Regions from separate parts of the Homo sapiens genome. Here region 2 is linked to region 1. The links are chromatin loops, found by intact Hi-C in ENCODE. Cell type or tissue: PC-9. All regions are shown on one strand. Links, peaks and the distances in the headings refer to the core of each region. The heading gives the core; the rest is flanking DNA.

The links. A loop is a pair of places that touch in the nucleus more often than their neighbours do. Peaks named below come from ENCODE experiments on the same cell type or tissue, not always from the same donor. Only the 100,000 strongest peaks of a DNase experiment are listed, where the experiment ranks them.
Region 2: it touches region 1 in a loop (4-fold over the local background); 33 of 110 quality-filtered maps call a loop at or near these places.

What each region holds. Positions count from the first base shown.
Region 1 is chr5:10,546,419-10,558,655 of GRCh38, reverse strand. No RefSeq gene overlaps it. Among named protein-coding and RNA genes, the nearest start is that of ANKRD33B, 12 kb to the left of the region's middle. RefSeq lists enhancers at 5,922-5,971, 6,122-6,919. In PC-9, for the core only: no CTCF peak of the experiment used is centred there; DNase peaks (open chromatin) are centred at 3,145, 5,645 and 7,125; H3K4me3 peaks cover 162 bases; H3K27ac peaks cover 3,453 bases.
Region 2 is chr5:10,594,864-10,607,100 of GRCh38, reverse strand. All of the region lies in intron 1 of ANKRD33B (ankyrin repeat domain 33B), which reads right to left. Among named protein-coding and RNA genes, the nearest start is that of ANKRD33B, 37 kb to the right of the region's middle. RefSeq lists enhancers at 5,779-5,908, 6,129-6,208, 11,403-11,462, 10,690-11,889. In PC-9, for the core only: no CTCF peak of the experiment used is centred there; DNase peaks (open chromatin) are centred at 5,500 and 7,050; H3K4me3 peaks cover 302 bases; H3K27ac peaks cover 2,353 bases.

The sequences.
Region 1 (12,237 bases), core at 2,858-10,857:
CCAGCACTTTGGGAGACTGAGGTGGGCATATCATGAGGTCAGAAGTTTGAGACCAGCCTGGCTAACATGGTGAAACCCCATCTCTACTAAAAATACAAAAATTAGCCGGGCGTGGTGGCACGTGCCTGTAATCCCAGCTACTCGGGAGGCTGAGGCAGGAGAATTGCTTGAACCCAGGAGGTGGAGGTTGTAGTGACCCGAGATCGCGCCACTGTAGCCCAGCCTGGGCAACAGAGCAAGACTCCATCTCAAAAAAAAAAAAAAAATGACCTACTAATCGAGGGCTTCCCCATGACCCACCCTGATGGCCTTCCCCGAAGTGCAGGAGAAACTCCACCCTTTTCCCTATCACTTCCCCTGTTACATGCCCCTGTAATCACTCTTACTGCCCTGCTTTCCAATATGTTTTTGCAAAACTATGTTCCTCTGTAAGCTGACAGTTTGCCAAGAGCAGGAACCAGGTCTCGTTAATTTCTTTTTGAATCCCCAGCATCTAAAAGGATGCCTCACCATCTTGGTTGATCTTCAACAGATGTGTTAAACAAAAGAGAAGGCGATGCCTGCTAGACCCAGCTCTGCTGCATCTTGGAAACTTCTGAATGTACACAAGGTCAGCACAGAGCAGCTGATCACCAGGAACCTGAGCTTTCTTTAGCCACTTACACTTCAAAGTCTTTGTATCTTCAGGATTTTTTAAAAAACCTCCTGCCATAGGTAGGTAAATATGGGACTCAGGAGGATACTCAGATTCTGTGTCAGCTTCTGAGGATCAACAGCCCTCTGTAAAGCCGGATTCATGCCTTAGCACGTGTAAAACTGCCAGACTGAGACTTCAGGGACACCAAGCAAGGGGACTGGAGCTGATAGACCAGCACCTTATGAACCAGGAGGGATGGGGGCATCGTGCCTGGCTCTCAGCTGGGACCAGTGTGCTTAATGCCAGGCCTACAAGTTGCCACCCCATCCTCTCCCTAACTGAGCATAAATTCAGTCAGCAAAGCAAAGCCTAAATCAGGATTTCAAACTACCGTGGTGAATCACACAGTTTGGCTTCCCTTGTCACTCAGCTTATTCTCTCTTAGGTCAGTTTCAGGTCAAAACGTGCCCATGGGGACAAAGATGAAGGCAGGGAGAATGCAGGCTGGGCAGCGACTGCATGTTGGGAGGCTCAGCCATCAGCATCCCTGACTTTGTCATTCTGATCTTGGGGAACACAGAAGAGGACCCTCCCCTGCAGCAGAACCCTGAGCCCTCCTTCCCTGGGACTCTGGATCCCTCCCAACCCTCCCTGAGGTCCTCCCGTCATGGTGTAGCATCTGTTTCTGCATCCACAGCCCACTCAGATCCCCACTCCACAACAGACTTTACGCCCCCACACGCTCCTGCGCTACCCCCACCAGCTTAGCTCACAGCTGAACCTTCTGCAAGACAGATCCGCACAAGCTGCACTTTTTCATCTTCCATTTCTTCATTTGACATATGTAATACACACAATCGAAAATTACAAAAGTAATTCACGCTTCTTGGGAAAAACCCCCCAAACATTATGCTCTACACAGTAAGAAGGCAGTGTCAGCCGGGCATGGTGGCTGTGCCTGTCATCCCAGCTACTTGGGAGGCTGAGGCAAGAGGATGGCTTGAACCTGAGAAATTGAGGCTATAGTGAACTATGATCACAGTTCTGCACTCCAACCTCAGTAACAGAGCAAGACCCTGTCTCAAAAAGTAAAATAAAATAAACATTTTTTAAAGAAGGTAATGTCTTTACTTTCATTTCCTCCTGCTGCTCTTTGAATTGCTGCCATCTGCTCCTGCCCCACCCACCCCCACCATCCCTGGCTTCCCCAAGGATCCCACAAGGGTTTCTTTCCTATGAAATTCAGTGGACATTTCCAGCCCTAAGCCATATTTGATGACGACATGTGCCCCATGCTTTGCCTGAACAGTGATCATCTCCAGGAAATACAGACACAGTCCCCTGGATTCCCTTCAGCTGTCCATACTATGGTCATCCAAGCACTGTAAACAGAGCTGGAAAGTGGGGATCCCCATACTCCATGCCCCTGGCAGTCCTGAGACCACAGGAAGGGAGAGTAGCCTGGAGTTCTGCTCATAGCCTTGCAGAGGGGCAAGGCTGAGGACTGAATTCTCTAGGACAGAGACTGTTCCCTGTTGTATGCTAAAGCAGCACGTGGCTTGAGTGCCTGGGAAACATTTCTGATGACTAAGTGAAGGAGGGATGGCTGAGCCAGCCCAGCTCTCCTGTGACCCTAAACCTAAAGCAACCTACTCCACCTACCTAACCCAGAAGCGACATGCTTAGCAGTGCCAAAGCTCAGCTCAACCCTGGCACAAAGTGTGTGGGAACAAAATCCACGCTCCTAAGACGTGGACTGCAATGGAGCTGGAGCTGATGGTTACTAATTTTCTTCCTTTTCTTTCTTTCTTTTTTTTTTTCTTTTTCTTTGAGACAAGGTCTTACTCTATCACCCAGAATGGGATGCAGTGGCAAATCATAACTCACTGCAGCCTCCAACTCCTGGACTCAAGCAATCCTCCCACCTCAGCCTCCCAAGTAGCTGGGACCACAGGCATGCATCACCATGCCCGGCTAATTTTTTATTTTTTGTAGAGATAGGGTCTCCCTATGCTATATTGCCCAGGCTGGTTTTGAACTCCTGGGCTCAAGCCATCCTCCTGCTGTGTCCTCCCACAGTGCTGGGATTACAGGTGCAAGCCACTGCACCTGGCCCATTACTACTTTTCACTAGCACACTTTTTTTTGCACTTGAGTACGACTGCCTCTGTTTCCATGGCTGTATATGTATATAGGGTTTAGACTCTCTCAGACAATTCACCAGAACATTTTGGTATTTCATTTTTAGAACCAAAAATACCCCAAGTTTATAATGATAAAAATTCCCAAGTTCTATTCTCTCTCCTAATCTGGAGTTATTCAGTCAACTGGCTTACTGAGCACGGCAGATGCACACTCCACTTCTCAATATGCACACTTTGTCATGGTTTTCCTCCTCAGAAGCCCCCACCGGTGACTCATGCCCACATTCCCTGTGTCAGCAGCCGGCTCCCAGGCCCCGCAGCAGACCTGCCAGGATGCCTCGGGGCTTGTGGCTTCTGGTCTCTTTGTTGGCATAGACTTCCCCTCCCATCCCTTGTAAACATTTTCCTCAATAGTATTTACTCAGTTTGATGTATTACTTACATATGTAGTCCAGATATCCACTGCAGGCATTGGGAGGGAGAGAAGAGGATCCCGGTGTCATCCTGCTTGCAGTTATTCATAATGTTGAGATTCCTGTGTGTGCAACCTGTTCACAGGATGTGCAGCTACCGAGCACTCAAACTGGAAGGGCGGGAAGGTGTTGCTGAAGAGGTGGGATGTCACCGAAAAGAACAGGACCTCAATAAAACTCTCAAGTTTAGGTGGTGGAGCAGAAAGTATAGTCTGTTGAGGGGAATAGACCAGACACACATACACGCATGCCTCAGAGGACAGAGCAGCACAGCCGGTTTTGACTTCATATAAGAATTCTCTCTCTCTCTCTCTTTATTTATTTATTTATTTATTTATTTGGTTTTTGTTGTTGTTGTTGTTGTTTTTGAGACAGAATTTTGCTCTTATTGACCAGGCTGGAGTGCAGTGGCGCAATCTCAGCTCACTGCAACCTCCGCCTCCCAGGTTCAAGCGATTCTTCTGCCTCAGCCTCTCAAGTATCTGGGATTACAGGTGCCCGCCACCTACCCCAGTTAATTTTTGTATTTTTAGTAGAGACGGGGTTTCACCATGTTGGCCAGACTGGTCTCGAACTCCTGACCTCAGGTGATCCGCCCACCTCAGCCTCCAAAAGTGCTGAGATTACAGGTGTGAGCCACTGAGCCCAGCCTCTTTTTCTCTCTTACATATGATTTTTCACTGCACCTCAACTCAATCTCTACTGTCTGTCTTTGAGTTCCAGATTCTGGGGCCCAATTTGCCCTTCCCCAGGTTGTCAGAAGAATGGAACCAAATCTCACCTCTCCCTTAGTTTCAGATCATCCACCCTTTGAAGAAGGTGTCTGAACTCCATCAGTGTATTTTTTAAGTCTTTTTTTCCTAAGCCCTAATGATATCTACAACTGAATGCCCTTCCTTTTCCCCACTCCAGCACTCTAGGGACCCTTGCTTTGGGCCCTCTATTGGGGCCGCTTCCTCACTTCCCTCACACTGTCTCCAACACCTGGCAGCTCCTTTCCACTGCTTCTTCCTCTTGCACCTTCCCACCGTCCCCAGCCTCTCGTCCTATCCAGTCCACCCCACACTGATGCGGTTCTCAGACTTCCCAGATATCACTGCACAATCAGAGGGCCGCAGGGGGACCACCGTCCATTACACATACGTCCACCCCATGAACTGAGATCACTCTCACCAGCGTAAAATCTGCTTTTATTGGCACAATATGAAATCACAACAAGTGCCCCCCACCCTCCACCCAGCACACCTGCATGCACACACACACACACACACACACTCATACACATGCATATACATACACAAGCTCTCCAGTGAAGATGAGTGTGTCTCTCAGTAAGGATTTCCAGTCATCAATACAGTGCTTTCTGCTCATTGATTCCCATGGTCATCTAGGAACATTTGCCACTAAGCAGTAAAAGGCACTGAAGGTAAAGTTAAAATGTTGGTGTAAAAGACACTGAAAATGGAGCTGGCCGAATTCTAGAGCCAGCATTTTTCTGTGTATTGGGAAAAGGCTGCCTTGTTTTATTCTAGCTGTGGATATTTCAGGTGGCTTAGGGAGCTTTCCACCTGGCCTCTCTCCTGACCTCCGCACCTCCTTTGACCTTGCCCTAGGACTTGCCCCTAAATATCTCAACCCTTTTCACTACCCAGATTGCCCCTAAAGGTTTGAGGCTGTGCCCTAAACCCCGCAGCTGCTGAGAGGCTGGACCACTGCCCTGGGCTCGGGGCGGCGGCCCCAAGGTGATTCTCCAATGCTTCACTTTCTGACACCCTTTGGGGCAATGGCTCAACCCTTTTCACCACCCAGCACCACAACCCTGCTCTTGCAGTTTGTCTCCTTTCCTGCCTCAGGTCACTAGGCAGTCTCACGTGAATGCCCCTCTTATCAAACTGTCTCCTGGCCTGCCCTTGGCTTCCGGAAGCTCCACATCATCCTGGTTGCTGAGTATTGCCCCGCAAAAGTCACACTGCTGAAAAAGAAGGCTACTTAAAAATGCGGGTGTCGGCCGGGCATGGTGGCTCACGCCTGTCATCCCAGCACTTTGGGAGACCAAGGCGGGTGGATCACTTGAGGTCAGGAGTTTGAGACCAGCCTGGCCAACATGGCGAAACCCTGTCTCTACTAAAAATACAAAAATTGGCCAGGCATGGTGGTGCATGCCTGCATGCCTATAATCCCAGCTACTTGGGAGACTGAGGCAGGAGAATTGCTTGAACCCAGGATCTGAGCCAAGATCGTGCCACTGCACTCCAGCCTGGGCAACGGAGCAAGACTCTCAAAAAAAAAAAAAAAAAAAGCAGGTGTGGTCTGCACACAGGAAGTTCCCAGTCACTCAGCAGTTCTTGCACTTGGCCTTGCTTTATAAACAGTCACCACTTTCTCTCAGTCCCACCCCACTTGGTCTGAGCAGGCAACATCACTCTCCAGTGGCGAGGGTTGAGGGCCCAAGGCACAAGGCTTGTCTCTGTCCCCTCCCTCCCCAGGCACCTTACCTTCAGCCCTGGCTGGCCCCCTCACACCCAGGGTTCCCATCAAGCTTAAAGAGGCATAGCCAGACGGCACCCTGGATAGTGCCTCCTGGGGGTCACACAGGCACCTAGAGACTCCCCCAAGCCTGACTAACACAGCACTGCCATCTGCCCAGGAGGCCTCCCTCTGCAGCTCCTGCTTCTCATCCCTCCCCCTCCATTCCCACTGCCACCTCAGGTGTCTCCTCTGTAGGCCTCCACATCCACACAGTGATCTATGGCATGGCACCGCTCTTGAGTTTAGAGCAGGCATGTCTAGGCTCAAAACCCCACCTGGCACCAACCCTGTGACTCAGTCATTCCACTCCTGGGCACGTACCCAGCAGAAATGTGTACATGTGGCCAAACAAAGACGTGAACGGGAATGTTCACGGAAACTTTTTTCACCGTGGCAAAAAAGAAAGAGAGGAAACAAATGCTCCCCAACAGTAGATTGGATAGAGTAGTTGCGGCACAATCATCAGTGCAGCACCGCACAGCAGTGAGAACGGGTGAGCTGCACACAACAGCATAAAGGAATGTCACCCGCTTAGCGTTGACCAAAAGAAACCAAACACAGAAGAGCACATGCTGTATGATTCCATTGACAGAAGCTTAGAAATCAGGCTAAACTAATGGCTAGTGCTGGAAATCAGGATAGTGTCTACCTTTTGGGAGGAAGAAGGGGTAGTGATTGGGAAGTGGACAAGGGAGGTTTTGGGGGCACTGGGAATGTCCTATCTGTTGTCCCAATGGGTTCACTTTAACATAATTTCATCAATCTATATACTTAAGATTTTTCTGAATGTTTGCAACCCTTCAATAAGTTTGTTTGTTTGTTTTTTTGTTTTTTGTACAGAGTCCTCCTGCTTGGGCCTCCCAAAGTGCTGGGATTATAGGCATGAGCCACCATGCCCGGCCCTTTTTTAAAAACTCAGCTCTTTTTAGCTTGGGTAAGTTATGTATCCCTGTCCAGGAATACAACACCTGCCTCACGAAGTGGTAATGGAAGACAGAGAAAGGCAACGCATGAGAAGCATCTAGTGTGGAGCCTGAAACTGAGCAAGCACTCAATATTAGTTATGATTATTAATTAGCCCTTAGTAAATGCAGAAGGAAGCTAAACCCACTGCCCCAGCTCTCTCCCTATCCCAGAAATTCTCTTGATTCCTGTAGCCCCTGTCCTGTAAGAGGTGCCCTGGGAACCACCTCAGTGCTAGTGCTCCACGCCCTGTGGCCTCCCACTGAGAATGGAATTCCTAGGGAGGAAGGCTCCCTCCCAGTTCCAGGCGTCCTCAGGGAGGGGATTCCAAGCAGCCCATTGGATTTCAGGATCCTCTGTAGCACTACTCACAGTTTAGGCATTTCTTGTTGGCTCTTGAGCTTAACTACGATTCAAATCATTGTTTACCCCAAATTCCCCAGGGCCAGATCACTGGTTGGGAATGCCCACCCCGGGTGTCCTCTGACCTATTGCTGCACGTTTAACCCAGAGAGTGCCACTGATATTGAAGAATGTGCTCATTAGCTCCCAGCCCACAAGACCAACAATAAACACTGGTTTTCTGGCCGGGCGCTATAGCCCACGCCTGTAATCCCATCACTTTGGGAGGCCAAGGCAGGCAGATCACCTGAGGTCAGGAGTTTGAGACCAGGCTTGCCAAAATGGTAAAACCCCGTCTCTACTAAAAATACAAAAATTAGCCAGGTGTGGTGGCAAGGACCTGTAATCCCAGCTGCTTGGGAAGCTGAGGCAGGAGAATCACTTGAACCCAGGAGGCAGAGGTTGCAGTGAGCCCAGATCATACCACTGCACTCCAGCTTTGGGCGGTAAGAGTGAAACTCTGTCTCAAACAAAAACCCTGGCCTTCGGATGGGCTTTTTCTGGGGGACATTATAACACCCTAGGCTCAGGAAATGCATCAGCTTCTCTTGACAAGTGGAACAGTCTTTCAGCTACTGTCTAACCCCTTTATGCTTCTATTTTCCTATCTATAAAGATGGGAGTGAGAATAGAGCCTTTCTCATAGTATTTTGGTGAGGATTAAATGAGCTAATTTATGTAAAATTCTTAAAACAGCGCCTGGCACATAAGAAGCATTGCATAAGCATTAGGATTGGCATTCCTGCTGTTGCTGGTAGAACACAGCACATTGCTTCTCTAATTGAACTGTCCTGGGGCTGTGCGGTGGTCCTCCCTGCTCCAAGCAGCCTCCAGTCATACTAGAGTTCAGAAGACAAACTGGAGAAACCAAGGGCAGCTTGGCAAGGGTACCAGCCACTTAAAAACTGGGTGCAATTCTGGAAGATTAAAAATGGCAGCAGAGAAAGACGGTGAAGGGCTTAGGCGGAGAGGTCATCAATGTCGTGTCCACACCTCCAATGCTTCAGGTGTCGAAAAGTAAGGTACTGGAGAATCACCTTGGGGCCCCCGCCCCGAGCCCAGGGCAGCAGTCCAGCCTCTCAGCAGCTGTGGGGTCCTTTTCCTCCAGCACATTCCTCCTTCCCGCAGCCACACCTCAGCCCTTCTCCAGTTGTGTAGTAGGACACAGTCACCTCCGATCTGACTGCCTTCTTTCCTTGTGGCCCAGGACAGGAGCATAAAAATAACAAACATGGAAGCATTTCCAGAACCTTACAGATTTCTACAACCACAGGCCTGATCTGGAGTTGCCAGCTTCTTCCACTATAACACCTGGAAAATCCATTGACTTCTCCCCCTTCTGGAAGGTTTCTCCATCTCCTACCAGTCTCTCCTATGGGCAGGTATAATCTTTCCCACCAGAGTGGCTGCTTCCCAGCCCTGAAGTTAGAAAAACCACCCGAAGCAAGGCGGGGCGCAGTGGCTTACACCTGTAATCCCAGCACTTTGAGAGGCCGAGGCGGGTGGATCATCTGAGGTCAGGAGTTCCAGACCAGCCTGACCAACATGGTGAAACTCTGCCTCTACTAAAAATACAAAATTAGGCAGGTGTGGTGACAGGTGCCTGTAATCCCAGCTACTTTGGGAGGCTGAGGCAGGAGAATTGCTTGAACCCGGGAGGCAGAGGTTGCAGTGAGCCGAGATTGTGCCATTGCACTCCAGACTGGGCAACAAGAGCGAAACTCCATCTCAAAAAAAAGAAAAGAAGAGGAGAGAGACACACAGAGAGAAGGCCGTGTGAACCTGTGAAGATAGAGGCAGAGGTTGAGGTGATGCCGCTTAAAGCTAATGAATGCCAAGGATTGCTGAGAGCCACCAGAGGCTGGAGGAGGCAGGAAGGAGTCTCCCCTACATTGTCCTGCAGATGCCTTGATTTCAAACTTCTAGCTTTTAGGATCATGAGACCATTCACTTCTGTTGTTGTAAGATACCTGGTTTCTGTGACTTGGTTATGGCAGCCCTAGCAAACCAACACACATGCTAACACATGCCGACATGCACTAACACATGCCGACATGCACTAACACATGCCGACACACAGGCTAACATGCCGACACGCACACCAACACATGCCGACACGCACGCTAACACATGCCGACACACATGCTAACATGCCGACACGCACACCAACACATGCCGACACGCACACTAACATGCCGACACGTGCTAACACATGCCGACACGCACACCAACACATGCCGACACGCACGCTAACACATGCCAACACGCACACTAACACATGCCGACACGCACACCAACACATGCCGACACGCACACCAACACATGCCGACACGCACACTAACACATGCCAACACATGTGCTAACACATGCCGACACGCACGCTAACGCAGACACATGCTAACATGCTGACACGCACACCAACACATGCCGACACGCACACCAACACATGCCGACACGCACACCAACACATGCCGACACGCACGCTAACACATGCTGACACGCGTGCTAACACATGCCGACACGTGTGCTAACACATGCTGACACACATGCTAACATGCCGACACACGCGCTAACACATGCCGACACGCACACTAACACATGCCAACACACATGCTAACACATGCCAACATGCACTAACACATGCCGACACACATGCTAACACATGCCGACACACATGCTAACACATGCCGACACACATGCTAACACATGCCGACATGCACTAACACATGCCAACGCACACGCTAACACATGCCGACACACATGCTAACATGCCGACACACGCACTAACACATGCCGACACACACGCTAACATGCCGACACGCACGCTAACACATGCCGACACGCACGCTAACACGCCGACACGCACGCTAACGCGTGCCGACACGCGCACTAACACATGCACTAACACATGCCAACACACACGCTAACACATGCCAACTTACATGCTAACAACACAAATCTGCGGCCTTCTTCGTGGCTGTGTAGCACTGAATGGCATTGACATGCCATCATTCATTCAAACAATCCAATGGTGATGGGCCCCTGGCTTCTTTCCAGTGGTCACTGTTGTAAACAAAAGCGCAATGCACCGCCGTGTGTATCTATCTTGGCTCAACTGTCTTTTATATGCTTATAATTATTTCTATAAGTGGAATTATTTATATGTTTTTTCCAGCTTTATTGATGCATAATTGGCATATGAAAAAACTGTACCTAATTACTATATACAATTTGGTGAGCTGGGCCATATAAACAGCCTCATGTTACCACAACTGAGGTAATAAACCTACCCGTCACCTCCAAAAGTTTTCTTGTATACCTTTGTTGTTCCTGTACTTTTTGTTTGTTTGTTTTAGAGACTGGGTATCATTATGTTGCCCAGGTTGGCCTCAAACTCCTGGGCTCAAGCAATCCTCTTGCCTTGGCTTCCTGAGTAGCTGGGACTGCAGGTGCAAGCCACCATACCTGGCTCCATATAGCTTTGAAAGGCTTTTGAAAACTTACGCCAAATCACCTACTAAAGAGGCAAATGAGAAAAAAAAAGCAATAAAAAAATACAAATAATGATTTATCTGAAAAGTTTCTCAATTTACAGAGCTGACTTTCTAGCTATCTGTTTGTTGCTATGCCAGAGGAATCAATTGTTTAAGAAAAAAAAAAGGTTTTGATATCACGTGAGTTCAGAGGCAGCACAGGATGAAACTGGGGAAAGCAGGCTCAGAGTCTAATTATTATTCATTACTAGAAATCACACTGAGCAGTGGTGAAATTGGGTCAGCAGCAGCATGGTGGGGGAGTTTGGTGGAAAAAAGGGGTCAGATATCTCCCAACTGTGGCTCGCATAGGAGCCACTGGGGATGGTGAGCATATGGATGCAGGAAGGTGGGTTAGATTCAGGAGAAAGTCTTTGACTCAGGCCTCAAGTAAGGACCCCCACCACTTGAGATGAAGTGCAGAGAACCCAAGAAGATGAACTGAGAGGGTGGAGCATGTTTGTTCATTTTGTTTCGTTTTGTTTTTTTGGCCCAGGCTGAAGTACAGTGGCACAATCATAGCTCACTGCAGCCTCCACTTCCTGGGCTCAAGCGATCCTCCCACCTCAGCCTCTCTAGTAGCTGGGACTACAGGCATGCACCACCACACCTGGCTAATTTTTTATTTGTTGTAGAGACAAGGTTTCACTGTGCTGCCTAGGCTGGTCTGGAACTCCTGGCCTCATGGGATCCTCCTGCCTCGACCTCCCAAAGAGCTGGCATGAAGCCACACCCAGCCTGGAGCAGTTATTGAGTAGGTGGTCAAGGTTGCTCAGGACAGCCTTGCCCTTCTGCAGCACTTTGCTTAGGACTGGCCCTGGCCCATGGGAGGGAAGGGAATTCCCTTGTGCTTCCTGTTTTCTCCCCTTTTCACTGTTAAAGATAATTTTAAAAAAAGAAAACAAAAAAAATCATGACTCCCTTACAGATATACAAATGAATGCTTATTAAAGATTTTCTTCCATAAATGAAGGAACAAGGCAGGTGTTCCATCCAGTTTAAAGATAATCTGAAGAGCAGATGTGTTTCTAGATCAGGAATATGGAAATGATTGTGCAAATTAAGGCAAAACTGATTTTCCAAGGTGGCTGGGCAAGAAGTCAGTTGAACCTCTTCTGAACATGACAGAATTTGCATATCTATAAACAAGAATTATTTCTCATTGCTATCAGTTACTGTACTAGGTTGAATAGTGTCCACCAATAACTCATGTCCACCCAGAACCTGTGAATGTGACCTTATTTGGAAATAGGGTCTTTGCAGACATAATAATGTTAAGTGAGGTCATACTGGAGAAGAGTAGACCGTAAGTCTAACATGGCTGATATCTTTATAAGAAGAGGGCAACTCGGACACAGAGACCCAGACACACAGTGGAGAAGGCAATGTAAAGATGGAGGCAGAAATCAGAATGATGCGTCTACAAACCAAGAAGCACCAAGCATTGACAGCAACTGCCAGGAGCTGGGAAGAGGGCGGGAAGGAACCTCTCCTAGAGCCTTTAGAGAGGGCTTGGTCTTGCTGAGACGTCGGTTGCAGTCTCAGTAAGCTCTGAA
Region 2 (12,237 bases), core at 1,637-9,636, 50 kb before region 1:
GAAGAACTGTCCTTTATTTTAAGATTATGTCTTTGATACTTGATTGGGCACAAAATGTACTTATAAAATGGGCTGGGCGTGGTGGCTCATGCCTGTAACCCCAACACTTTGGGAGGCTGAGGTGGGTGGATCACTTGAGGTCAGGAGTTCAAGACCAGCCTGGCCAACATGGTGAAATCCTGTCTCTATTAAAAATACAAAAAAATGAGCCAGGTGTAGTAACGCACACCTGTAATCGCAACTACTCAGGAGGCTGAGGCAGGAGAATGGCATGAACCTGGGAGGCGGAGCTTGCAGCGAGCTGAGATTGCGCCACTGCCCTCTAACCTGGGCGACAGAGCAAGACTCCACCTCAAAAAAAAAAAAAAAAGACAGAGTCTTGCTCTGTCGCCAGGCTGGAGTGCAGTGGCACGATCTCAGGTCACTGCAACCTCCACCTCGTGGGTTCAAGTGATTCTCCTGCCTCAGCCTCCCGAGTAGCTGGGACTACAGGCACTCGCCAACACGCCCAGCTAATTTTTGTATTTTTAGTAGAGACAGGGCTTCACCATGTTGGCCAGGATGGTCTCGATCTCTTGACCTTGTGATCCGCCCACCTTGGCCTCCCAAAGTGCTGGGATTACAGGCGTGAGCTACTGTGCCAGGCCAATATTTGTATTTTTATCTATGCTTTTCTGCTTCAAATAAAGAGATGCCTAATAAACTGTTTTAAATAAAGAAATGACATTTTATTAATAAAATAAATAAATATGTAAAATACATCAAGATAATTCCTTCCAACATGGGGTCACCTTGTAGCCCTGTAATCAGGATTTGATAAATTCAAGGTTGTCAGTAATTCAAAACAATTTCCCTTTAGACTAAATTTTGCATAAAACGTAAATCTTATTATCACTGCAAACCTCTCGCTGGGATTTATGATTTTAGATTAGTAATGTATGAAACCACTACTTTGTTCAACTGTATTCCCTCTGCCAACTTCATGTATATACCTAATCTATTCCTATCTCAGAGGCTCATCTAATTTTCCCAACACTGGGAGTGGTTTCCACGCAGTGATCATACAAGCATTATGTGATGAAAGAAAACTAAGCCTGTTAACCGTTGACCTGAAGGCAGTGACTGTCAGTAACAATTACATGTTCTTCCAACCATTGATTCACTTAATCTTTCTGAAATTAAGCTTGGAATTTTTACAACAGATGTACAAAGCTCGACAGAGAACTTAAAGGAACTAGCAAGGCTAGAAGAGCGGAACACAGAAACTCACTCAGCCAGGCATGGTGGCTCATGCCTGTAATCCCAGCAGTTTGGGAGGTTGAGGCAGGCGGATCACCTGAGGTCAGATGTTCGAGACCAGCCTGGCCAACATGGTGAAACCCTGTCTCTACTAATCATACAAAAATTAGCTGGGCATGGTGGCGAGTGCCTGTAATCCCAGCTACTTGGGAGGCTGAGGCAAGAGAATCACTTGAACCCGGGAGGCGGAGGTTGCTGTGAGCTGAAATCTTGCCACTGCACTCCAGCCTGGGCAACAACAACAAAACTCCACCTCAAAAAAAAAAAGGAAGAAGAAAAGGAAAGAAAGAAACTCAATGAGAAAGAGGTCATGCAGGGGATGAATTACAACAGCAAAAACACAGACCCTGTCCTAGTACCATGTATGTCTGTCATGAGTATACTTTTCTTATTCATTCCATACCCTGTACTTCTAATATTCACAACCACAACTGTGGTAGCCAGCCTCCTGGATGGCCCCAATGATCTTCGTTTCCTCCTGGTATTCACATCCTTGGTGATCACCTCCCATGCTGCATCAGGGCTGGCCCCATATGGCAGGAGTAATGGTGTGTGCCTTCCAAGGCCAGATCCTAAAAGATCTTGCAGCTTTCACCCTGGTCTCCTGGATTGCAGGCTCCTGAGGAAGCCGGCCGCCACGCCCTGTGGACACTCAAGCAGCTCTATGGAGAGACCCACAGGGAGAGGAACTGAGGCCCCCAGCTAACTGCCAGCACCAATGTGCCAGCCACGAGAGAGAGCCACTTTGGAAGAGGACCCTGTGGCCTCAGTCAAGCCTTCAGACAACTACAGCCACAGCCAGCATCCCACTGCAACTCACGAGAAACCCTCAGTCAGAACTGCCCAACCAGGTTCCCACATTCCCGAGCCATAGACACTGTGAGAGAAAATAAATGATAATTATTATTTAAAGCCACTGTGTTTTGGGGTGATGCATGTAGCATTAGATAATACAAACATCAACAAGTCATAAGGATAGAATAATGACAAAATCCAGTTACAATTTTCCAAAGCCTGTCATATTAACATATAATTCTATGTTTCTGTCTTGAGAACTGGATCATTCATTAAAGTTGAATATATGTTTATATAAGACAATATATAATTAAATAAAACATATTAGTATTTTATTATTAGCCATTGAGATCTACTAGATGTTAGGTGCAGCGAGATTAGATATAATTAATTCTGCAACTCAGCTAAGAAAATCTCCTCTCTGGACTTCACTATACTCCCAGAAGACACCAGGAGAGTGCTATATTTTTCTTTTTTTTTTCTTTTTTTTTTTTTTCAAAAAGGTTCTCCTTTTGGTCAGGCACAGTGGCTCACACCTGTAATCCCAGCACTTTAGGAGGCTGAGGTGGGAGGATTGCTTGAGGTCAGGGGATCGAGACCAGCCTGGTCGACATGGCGAAACCCCATCTCTACCAAAAAATATAAAAATTAGCCGGGTGCGGTGGCGCATATCTGTGGTCCCAGCTACTCGGGAGGCTGAGGTGGGAGAATCACTTGAACCCAGGAAGCGGAGGTTGCAGTGAGCCGAGATCACGCCACTGTACTCCAGCCCGGGTGACAGAGAAAGACTCTGTCTGAAAAAAAAAAAAAAAAAAAGCCAGGCGCGGTGGCTCACACCTGTAATCCCAGCACTCTGGGAGGCCAAGGCGGGTGGATCACAAGGTCAGGAGTTTGAGACCAGCCTGGCCAACATGGTGAAACTCCGTCCCTACTAAAAATACAAAATTAGCTGGGTGTGGTGGCAGGCACCTGTAATTGCAGCTACTGGGGAGGCTGAGGCAGGAGAATCGCTTGAACCCAGGAGGCAGAGGTTATAGTGAGCCGAGATTGCACCATTGCACTCCAGCCTGGGCAAAAAGAGTGAAACTCCATCTCAAAAAAAAAAAAAAAGTTCTCCTTTTGAAATTATTTTAAAAAGTTTAAAAAAAAACATTTTTCTATGGTATAATCTTACATTTATCAAATATTAGTAAAATTGAGGTATATAAAGAATTTTAATCATGAGGAAAGGCTTAAATTACCATAAGATAAATATACATTTAAAACAATTATATAAAATCATCTATTAACACTGCATGACAAAAAACAAGAGAGAAATGCACTAAGCCTTCAGTAGTAATTGATTCTGAATAGGTTATAAAAAGTTGTAAAAAGTCTCATTTTTCCCTACAATGAACATCTATTTTTATTTAATAATCAGAAAATACAAAATGTTTAAGGATGGGGCTGGGCACAGTGGCTCACCCCTGTAATCCCAGTACTTTGGGAGGCCAACGCAGGTGGATCATCTGAGGTCAGGAGTTCAAGACCAGCCTGGGCAACATGGCAAAACCCCGTCTCTACTAAAAATACAACAATTAACCTGGCATGGTGGTGCACACCTATAATCTGAGCTACTCAGGAGGCTGAGGCAGGAGAATCACTTGAACCTGGGAGGCGTAGGTTGCAGTGAACTGAGATCACTCCACTGCACTCCAGCCTGGGCGAGGGAATGAGACCCTGTCTCAAAAAAAAAAAATTTTTTTTAAGGATGAAAAAATTCTGATGAAGCTTCCCAGTCTCCTGCTTAACTACACAAGTGGATTCACGGGCTGTGAGAAAACTGTACAGAAGACAGAAAGCTGCCTCCCATCCTTTTCTAGAAAGAGTTGGGAGAATATAAATAGACCATCAGGCCGGGCACGGTGGCTCACACCTATAAACCCAGATCCTTGGGAGGCTGAGACGGGAGGATGGCTTGAGCTCAGAAGCTCGAGACCAGCCTGGGCAACATGGCAAAACCGCGTCTCTACAAAAATATACAAAAAGTAGCTGGGTGTGGTGGTGCACACCTGTAGTCCTAGCTACTCTAGAGGCTGAGGCAGGAGGATTGCTTGAGTTTGGGAGGTCAAGTCTGCAGTGAGCTGTGATCATGCCACTGCACTCCAACCTGGGTGACAGACTGAAACACTGTCTCAAAAAAAAAAAAAAATGACAAGCAATCAATGGAAAGCAAATTGGACCTTCAGGATCTATAGACTATGATCAGCTTTATAAGTTCCTTGCAAAATGCTGCATACAATTTCATGAAAGGAATCTACATTGTCCACTCGTTTCAGACTCAAAGACTTGAAACCCTTTTTGAATGTTTTACCTACTCTGCCAAAGCGGTTCCCACTCCGGAGGCTCCCAGCCAGCTGCTCTGAGGCAGGCTCTCAGACGACAGCATGTTCTATTCATGAGAAATAAAATTCTCCAACTATTTTCAAGGCAATGTTTTCACAAATATTGGGCCTGTCATGCACAAATACTGGTCCACCTCACAAAAAGTGTGGCCTAATTTAGTACAACCCAAACCAATGGATGCAGAATTAACAACCTGGCTAATGATTGAGCCAAACGACCTATTTACTGTTTTCTGCCAGGCGCAGGTTTGACTTTGGCCACTCATAGTGCAGTCCCAGGACCAGCGGCATCAGCGTCCCCTGGGAGCGTGTTAGAAATGCAGATCCTCAGGCCTCAGCCCAGGCTCCTGGCTGGGAGCCTGCAATTACTTTTGTCTACAGGACCTAAAGTGTGAGCATGCTCCGCTGACGCCCTGGGTGAGGCCCCGGGATGGACAGTGGTGGTGTTATCTCTACACCCAGGCACCGAGGTTGCTCAGTCACCCCTTCGGGGACACAGGACACAGAGCTCAGCTTGTGTTCTTGTTCATTTTTACTTGATTGGCTTTCTTTCAGTGGGGCAACGCACCCACCTTCTTGTCTTGCCCAGTCTCTGCTATATATAAATCCAAATAAATTCTTACCTAGTCCTGGCCTGGATGCCTACAGCACTCCCTCACATGCCCCCTAACTGGTCTTGTTCTCATGTGCACCAGCTCCTGGGTGCTCTACCAAGAGTCATCCCTGGCCCCATGGGGGGAAATGGCAGCCCCCTGTCATAGGCTGGGGTGGAGTGGTCAAAGGAGAAGGGCAGATCTCGAGATATTGTGGCTTGTACTTTGTCTTACAGATTTAGGAATATATAGGTGTCGTCACACTTAAAATGTGTGTGACTAAACCAGCACATCCACGGAGAGCATGCCCCGCAGGGAGGAGGGCTGCACCGCTTTCAGCTGGCTGTCGTCATCACCCATGAGCATTTATTCACCATCAGCAGGCTTACTGGTCCCTGGCTGTGTGTTCAAAATACAAAGATTGCTGAAATGCGACTCCCTCCCCTCAGGACATTCAGTCTGGGGAAGGAGGCAGAGAAGTAAACAATGAGAATGCCAGGCTCGGCCCAGAGGATGGTGGGAGCACAGATGACTGGCAACTTGCCCAGGCTGGGAGGAGTTGGCACCCAGCCAGGTTGAGCCTCGTTAGCCAAGCAATGGTGGGAGGTCCGCAGCGCCAGGGATGGTGGAGGGACCGTGTCCCAGGCGGGAGGCAAGCATGTGCAAAGGCGTGGAGCTGACGAGTGGGGAATTCTGGGTCATGACGGGCTTCCACGAGGGCTGAGGAGGCTGAAGTGCATCCAAAGTTGGTGGAGAACCACGCAGGGTCTTAGAAAGCAGCGTGATCAGATTTTCCTGCTAACTATCTGGCTCTCAGGTGGGAGCTGGTGTGGGAGGAGACAGCCTTGCCACATTTTCTTCTATTTTCAAAATATTCTTTAAATATATGCCCCCCAACCCTATTCTTTTTAAACTGAGTTGGCAACTCATTTGTGATTTAAGGTGTAACTGAAACTGACATCTGTCTGTCTGACTCATAGCTGTCAGGGCGGTGGCTTCCACATGACATTCTGGGCTTTGGGATGTCTGTTCTGCAGGTGTTCATTAATGTCTTCTAACTTGATTTTTTTTTAATGTACAAAATTTAAATTATAACCTTTTCCAAATGTGAAAGGGCTCGATATCGTTAGTCACAGGGAAATGCAAATTAAACCCACAATGAGATACCGCCATACACCCACCAGAATGGTTAAAATTAAAAAGACTGACAATACCAAATGTTGGCAAGGGTGTGGAACTCTCATGTTCCCAGCAGGTGGGAGTGTAAAATGGAAGAACCACACTGGGAAACTGGCAGTTTCTATTAAAGTTTAACACATGTCTACCTTATGAGCCAGCAACTCCATTCACGGATACTCTCTCAAAATAAATTAAAGTCTATATCCACATGAAGATGTATACAAGAATGTTCAGGACAGCTTTATCCATAATATCCCAAAATTGCAAACAACCCAAATATTCATCAAGAGACTAGATAAGCAAAGTCTGCTATAATCAAACTTGGGAATACTACTGAGCAACAAAAGAAGAACAAAATCCTGATACACACAGCAATGCCAGTGGATCTCATGCATATTACATTGAACAAAATATGCCAGACACCAAAAAGTGCACGCTGCTGGATTCTATTTAATGAAATCCAAGGACAGGCAAGATTAATACTGTATATGGTAATAAAAAATTGTGAAGGGGGTTATTAGAAAATGGCACAAGAGAACTTCCTGGGGTAATGGAATCATATCTTAATCTGAGTGACATTTACATGTGCATATTCATTTGTGAAAATTCACTGAACTACACCCTTAAGAGTTGTGCATTTCACTGTATGTAAATTATCTCTCAATGAAGTAATGATAGCAGAAAAAGCAACTTTGCCTATGCAGACATACAAATGCTGAATAAGCCTGTGAAAAAATGCTCAACATCATTAGTCACTGAGTCATGAGAAATGCTCATCTAAACCACAATAAGAAATCACTTCACCCCTATCAGGATGGCTACCATTTAAAACACACCTATATAAAAAAATAACAAGTGTTTGTTTGGTAAGGATGTGAAGAAACAAACCCTTGTGCATTGCTGGTCAGAGTCTAATGTGGTGCAGCCACTGTGGAAAATAGCTTGGTTGTTCCTCAGAAAGCTAAACATAGAATTGCCACATGATCCAGTAATTCCACTCCTAGGTATATGCCCAAATGAGTTTAAAGCAGAGGTTGAAACAAAGATTTGTACACTCATGTTCCTAACAGCATTATTCACAGTAGTGAAAACATGGAATACCCAAATGTCCATCAACAGATAAATGGACAGGCAAAATGTGGTATATACATATGATGGAATATTATTCAACCTTTAAAAAAAGGAAATTCTGATACATTTTATAATATAGATGAACACTGAGCATATCATGCTAAGTGATATTACCCATATACAAAAAGACAAATATTGTATGATTCTATTTATGCAAATATGTAGGATAGGCAAATTCATAAAGGCAGAAAATAGGTTAGAGGTTATCAGGGGCTGAGGGGAAGAGGGTAGGAGGAGGAAGAGGGACTGGGGGGAGAGGGATGATAAAAACATTTTGGAAATAGTGATAATGTTTGCACAACATTGCAAATGCCACTGAACTGTACACTGGTTACAATGGTTAAAATGAACAATTTTATGTTATATATATTTCACCACAATTTTAAAAATTAATAATGGAATATGCCCCAAACTATCAAGTTGTATACTTTAATGGATGAATTGTCAATAAAGTTGTTAACTATGGAAAGAAAAAAAAAAGCAACCTAGTGGTACACACAACATGGCTAAATCTCAAAACCATTATGTTGAGTGAAAGAATCCAGGCACCAGAGCGCACACTGTGTGATTCCACTGAATTTTCAATACTGGCTAAACTAATCCATGGTGACAGAAATCTGAACAACAGGTCTTTGCCTCTGATGAGACAGGGACTGAGTAGAAAGGAGCAAGAGGAAACTTACTATGGTGATGGAAATGCTCTATATCTTGAGTAGGGGGATGACTGCACAGGTGTATATATTTGTCAAAATCATACGGCTGTTCACTTAGAATTTCTGTACTTTATCATATGTCAATTATACCTCAACAGAGTATTTTTTTATTTTTTCTTTAAGACAGGATTTCTCTGTGTTGCTCAGGCTGGTCTCAAACTTCTGGGCTCAAGTGATTCACCTGCCTCAGCCTCCCAAAGTGTTGGGATTACGGACATGAGCCACCATGCCTGGCTAACCAAGTATTATTAACATAAAATATGATTGGCCAGGTGTAGTAGCTAATGCCTGCAATCCCAGAACTTTGGGAGGCTGAGATGGGAGGATTGCTAGAGCCCAGGAGTTCCAAGACCAGTCTGTGCAACATAGTAAGACTCTGTCTCTAAACATTAAAAAAAATTTTTTTAATTAAAAGCAAAACAAAACAAAACAAAAATCATGGCCAGACACAGTGACTCACGCCTATAATCCCAGCACTTTGGGAGGCCGAGGCGGATGGATGATCTGAGGTCAGGTGTTCGAGACCAGGCTGGCTAACATGGTGAAACTCCATCTCTACAAAAAATACAAAAATTAGCCAGGCATGGTGGTGCATGCCTGTAATCCCAGCTACCTGGGAGACTGAGGCAGGAGAATCGCTTGAACCCAGGAGGCAGAGGTTGCCATGAGCCGAGATTGTGCCATTGCACTGCAGCCTGGGCAACAGAGCAAGACTCCATCTCAAAAAAAAACAAAAAACAAAATATAAAATATGGTTAAAACGCAACAAGGCATTGAGAGTGCTAGAAGGGGCAGGCTAGAAGTCAGAAAATACTCAAAAGTCTCCTAGGAGTCACTAGGTAGAGATGACGCCACTGAATGGGGTGGTCACATCCAGGTACTGAGAGGAGAAGGCAAACTTAGAAGAGATGGAGGCTGGAGAACAGACATCTGGATGTGGGAGGAGGCAGGAAAAAGTAGTGGTAATTGGCTTCTGACTCCAACCCCTCAGAAGGATCAAAGTCATATGCCAAGAAAAGGAACATAGCAAGAAAATCTAGTACTCCTGGTAAACATGTCAAGGTCCAGAAATCCAAAACTAAAAGAAAAAAACACATGTATGTACAAGATATAACCAAGAATTAGAGGTTCACATTAGAAAGCATAATTAGTTTGTGCTGTGGTCTGAGAGACTGTTTGTTATGATTTCAGTTCTTCTGCATTTGCTGAGGAGTGTTTTACTTCTGATTATGTGAGCAACTTTAGAGTAAGTGCCATGTAGTGATGAGAGGAATGTATATTCTGTTGTTTTAGGGTGGAGAGTCCTGGAGATATCTATGAGGTCTGCTTGATCCAGAGCTGAGTTCAGGTCCTGAATATTTGTTAATTTTCTGTCTTGATGATCTAATATTGTCAGTGGGGTGTTAAAGTCTCCCATTATTATTGTGTGGGAGTCTAAGTCTCTTTGTAGGTCTCTACAAATTTGCCTCATGAATCTGGGTGCCCCTGTATTGGGTGCATATATATTTAGGATAGTTAGCTCTTCTTGTTGAATCGACTCCTTTACCATTATGTAATGCCCTTCTTTGTCTTTTTTTATCTTTGTTGGTTTAAAGCCTGTTTTGTCAGAAACTAGAATTGCACTCCCTGCTTTTTCCTGTTTTCCCCTTGCTTGGTAAATTTTCCTCCATCCCTTCATTTTCAGCCTACATGTGTCTTTGCATGTGAGATGAGTCTCTTGAAGAAAGCACACTGATGGGTCTTAACTCTTTACCCAGCTTGCTATTCTGTGTCTTTTAATTGGGACATTCAGCCAATTTACATTTAAGGATAATATTGCTATGTGTGAGTCTGATCCTGTCATCACGATGCTAGCTGGTTATTTGCAGAGTTGTTTATGTTGTTGCCTCATAGTGTCACTTGTCTGTGTACTTCAGTGTGTTGTGGCTGGGAGTGTTTTTTTCCTTTCCATATTTAGTGCTACCTTCAGGAGCTCTTGCAAGCCAGGCCTGATGGTGACAAATTCCCTCAGCATTTGCTTTTCTGAAAAGGATCTTATTTCTCCTTCACTTATGAATACTTAGATTGGCTGGATATGAAACTGAGTTGGAATTTTTTTTTCTTTAAGAATGTTGAATATTGTCCCCCAATCTCTTCTGGCTTGTGGGGTTTCTGCTGAGAGGTCCACTGTTAGTCTGACGGGATTCTCTTTGTGGGTAACCTGGCCTTTCTCTCTGGCTGCCCTTAACATTTTTTCTTTCATTTCAACCTTGGAGAATCTGATGATGATGTGTCTTGGGGTTGATGGTCTCATGGAGCATCTTACTGGGTTTCTCTGCATTTCCTGAATTTAAATGTTGGCCTGTCTTACTAGGTTGGGGAAGTTCTCACAAATGATATCCTGAATTATGTTTTCCAAATTGGTTCCATTCTCCCCATGTCTTTCAGGTACGCCAATCAGTTGTAGGTTCGATCTCTTTACATAATCTTATATACCATGGAATACTATGCAGCCATAAAAAGGAACAAGACCATGTCCTTTGCAGGAACATGGATGGTGCTGGAAGGCATTATCCTTGGCAAACTAATGCAGAAACAGAAAAACAAACACTGCATGTTCTCACTTATAAGTGGGAGCTGAACGATGAGAACACATGGACACACAGTTGGGGATCAATGCACACAGGGGCTTATCAGGGGGTGTGAGGCAGGAGAGCATCAGGAAGAATAGCTAAAGAATTCTGCACTTAATACCTAGCTGATGGGTTGATCTGTGCAGCAAACCACAATGGGCATGGCACACTGCCTGTGTAACAAACCTGCACATCCTGCACATGTGCCTCAGAACTTAAACTAAAAGTTGAGGGGGACAAAAAGAAAGCAAGCATAATTAATTTTAAAGGGTGCTGGTACATAATTAAGTCATTCTGTTGTTTTGGTTTGGCTTAGTTTTTTTCTGGCCTGGAACAATCTGTTCGGCTTATGCCAAAAACAAAGATCCCCCAGGCATAGGCGAAACATGATATTTTCAAACTTTCCTATGAGTCAGCGAAGGCAGTTTCACTTTTGTCCTGGGACACGTAATTCCAGGAAGCGCTTCCCCTGCCCTGGTACACTCAGCCTTCTCCCTCTCTGTTTTCAGGCCATCACACCTGCTCGTTCACAGAGGAGGCAAAAAAATGGATGATGGACAGAGATTTCCAGAGTCGTAATCATCCAGATGGTGGCCACTAGAAAAGACCAGAGAAAATGTCCAGGGTTGGAGTGCAGGGATGAGCCCAGAAGATGACATTGCAAGCAATGGCTGAACCTCTGAAGATTCATTTCGTCTCTTAAGGGTGTCCAAGTCTCTCCTCTGCCCATCAGGCCCCACTGGAGGATTCTGAACCCCTCTCCTTCAGTTACTCCTTCAGGTAACTGCCTGTAGTAGGTTGAAATGTATCGCCCAGAAAAGACATGTCCACATCCTAACCCCGGTCGCTGTGAATGAGACTCTGTTGGGAAATAGCATCTTTATAGATCATAATTAAGGATCCTAAGATGAGATCATCCTGGAGATTTGAGACACAGATGTGCAGAGGACAGATGAGGACAGAGAGAGATTGGAGCGATGCTGTCACAGACCGCAGAATTCCCAGCTCTGCCAGAGGGAGCGTGGCCCTGCTGTCACCTGGACTTCAGACATCTGCCCCCCAGAATTGTGAGAGAATCAATTTCTGATGTTTAAGCCACCTACTTTGTGGTCATTTGTTACGGCAGCCTTCAGAAAAAAATCCACTGCCAATCTAGCACCACAACCACCTATGTCCCCCAGGCCGCTCCTCCACCTGGCCTCCTCCCTCCTCTCCTGCTCAGGATGTAACCCTCCGGTCTGGCCCCAACACAGCACCTCCCTCTGGCGTGACTCCCCTCCACCCTCCACAGTCACAGGGCACACTCGCTAGAGATAGGGATCCATGTTTGGTGTTTCCTCTCTGCTTAACAACATCTGCTCCTGCAGCTCTTGAGTTACTTGCCATAGGAAAAGCCCAGGACTGGCCCTGCTGGGTCCCACCAATCACCCGGGGAGTGAAATCCCAACTACTCAGCCCAGCTCCTTCAACTCTATTTGCAGTTCACCCATCCTCTACCAAGACAATCACCACTCCTGCTGCCTGTACCTGG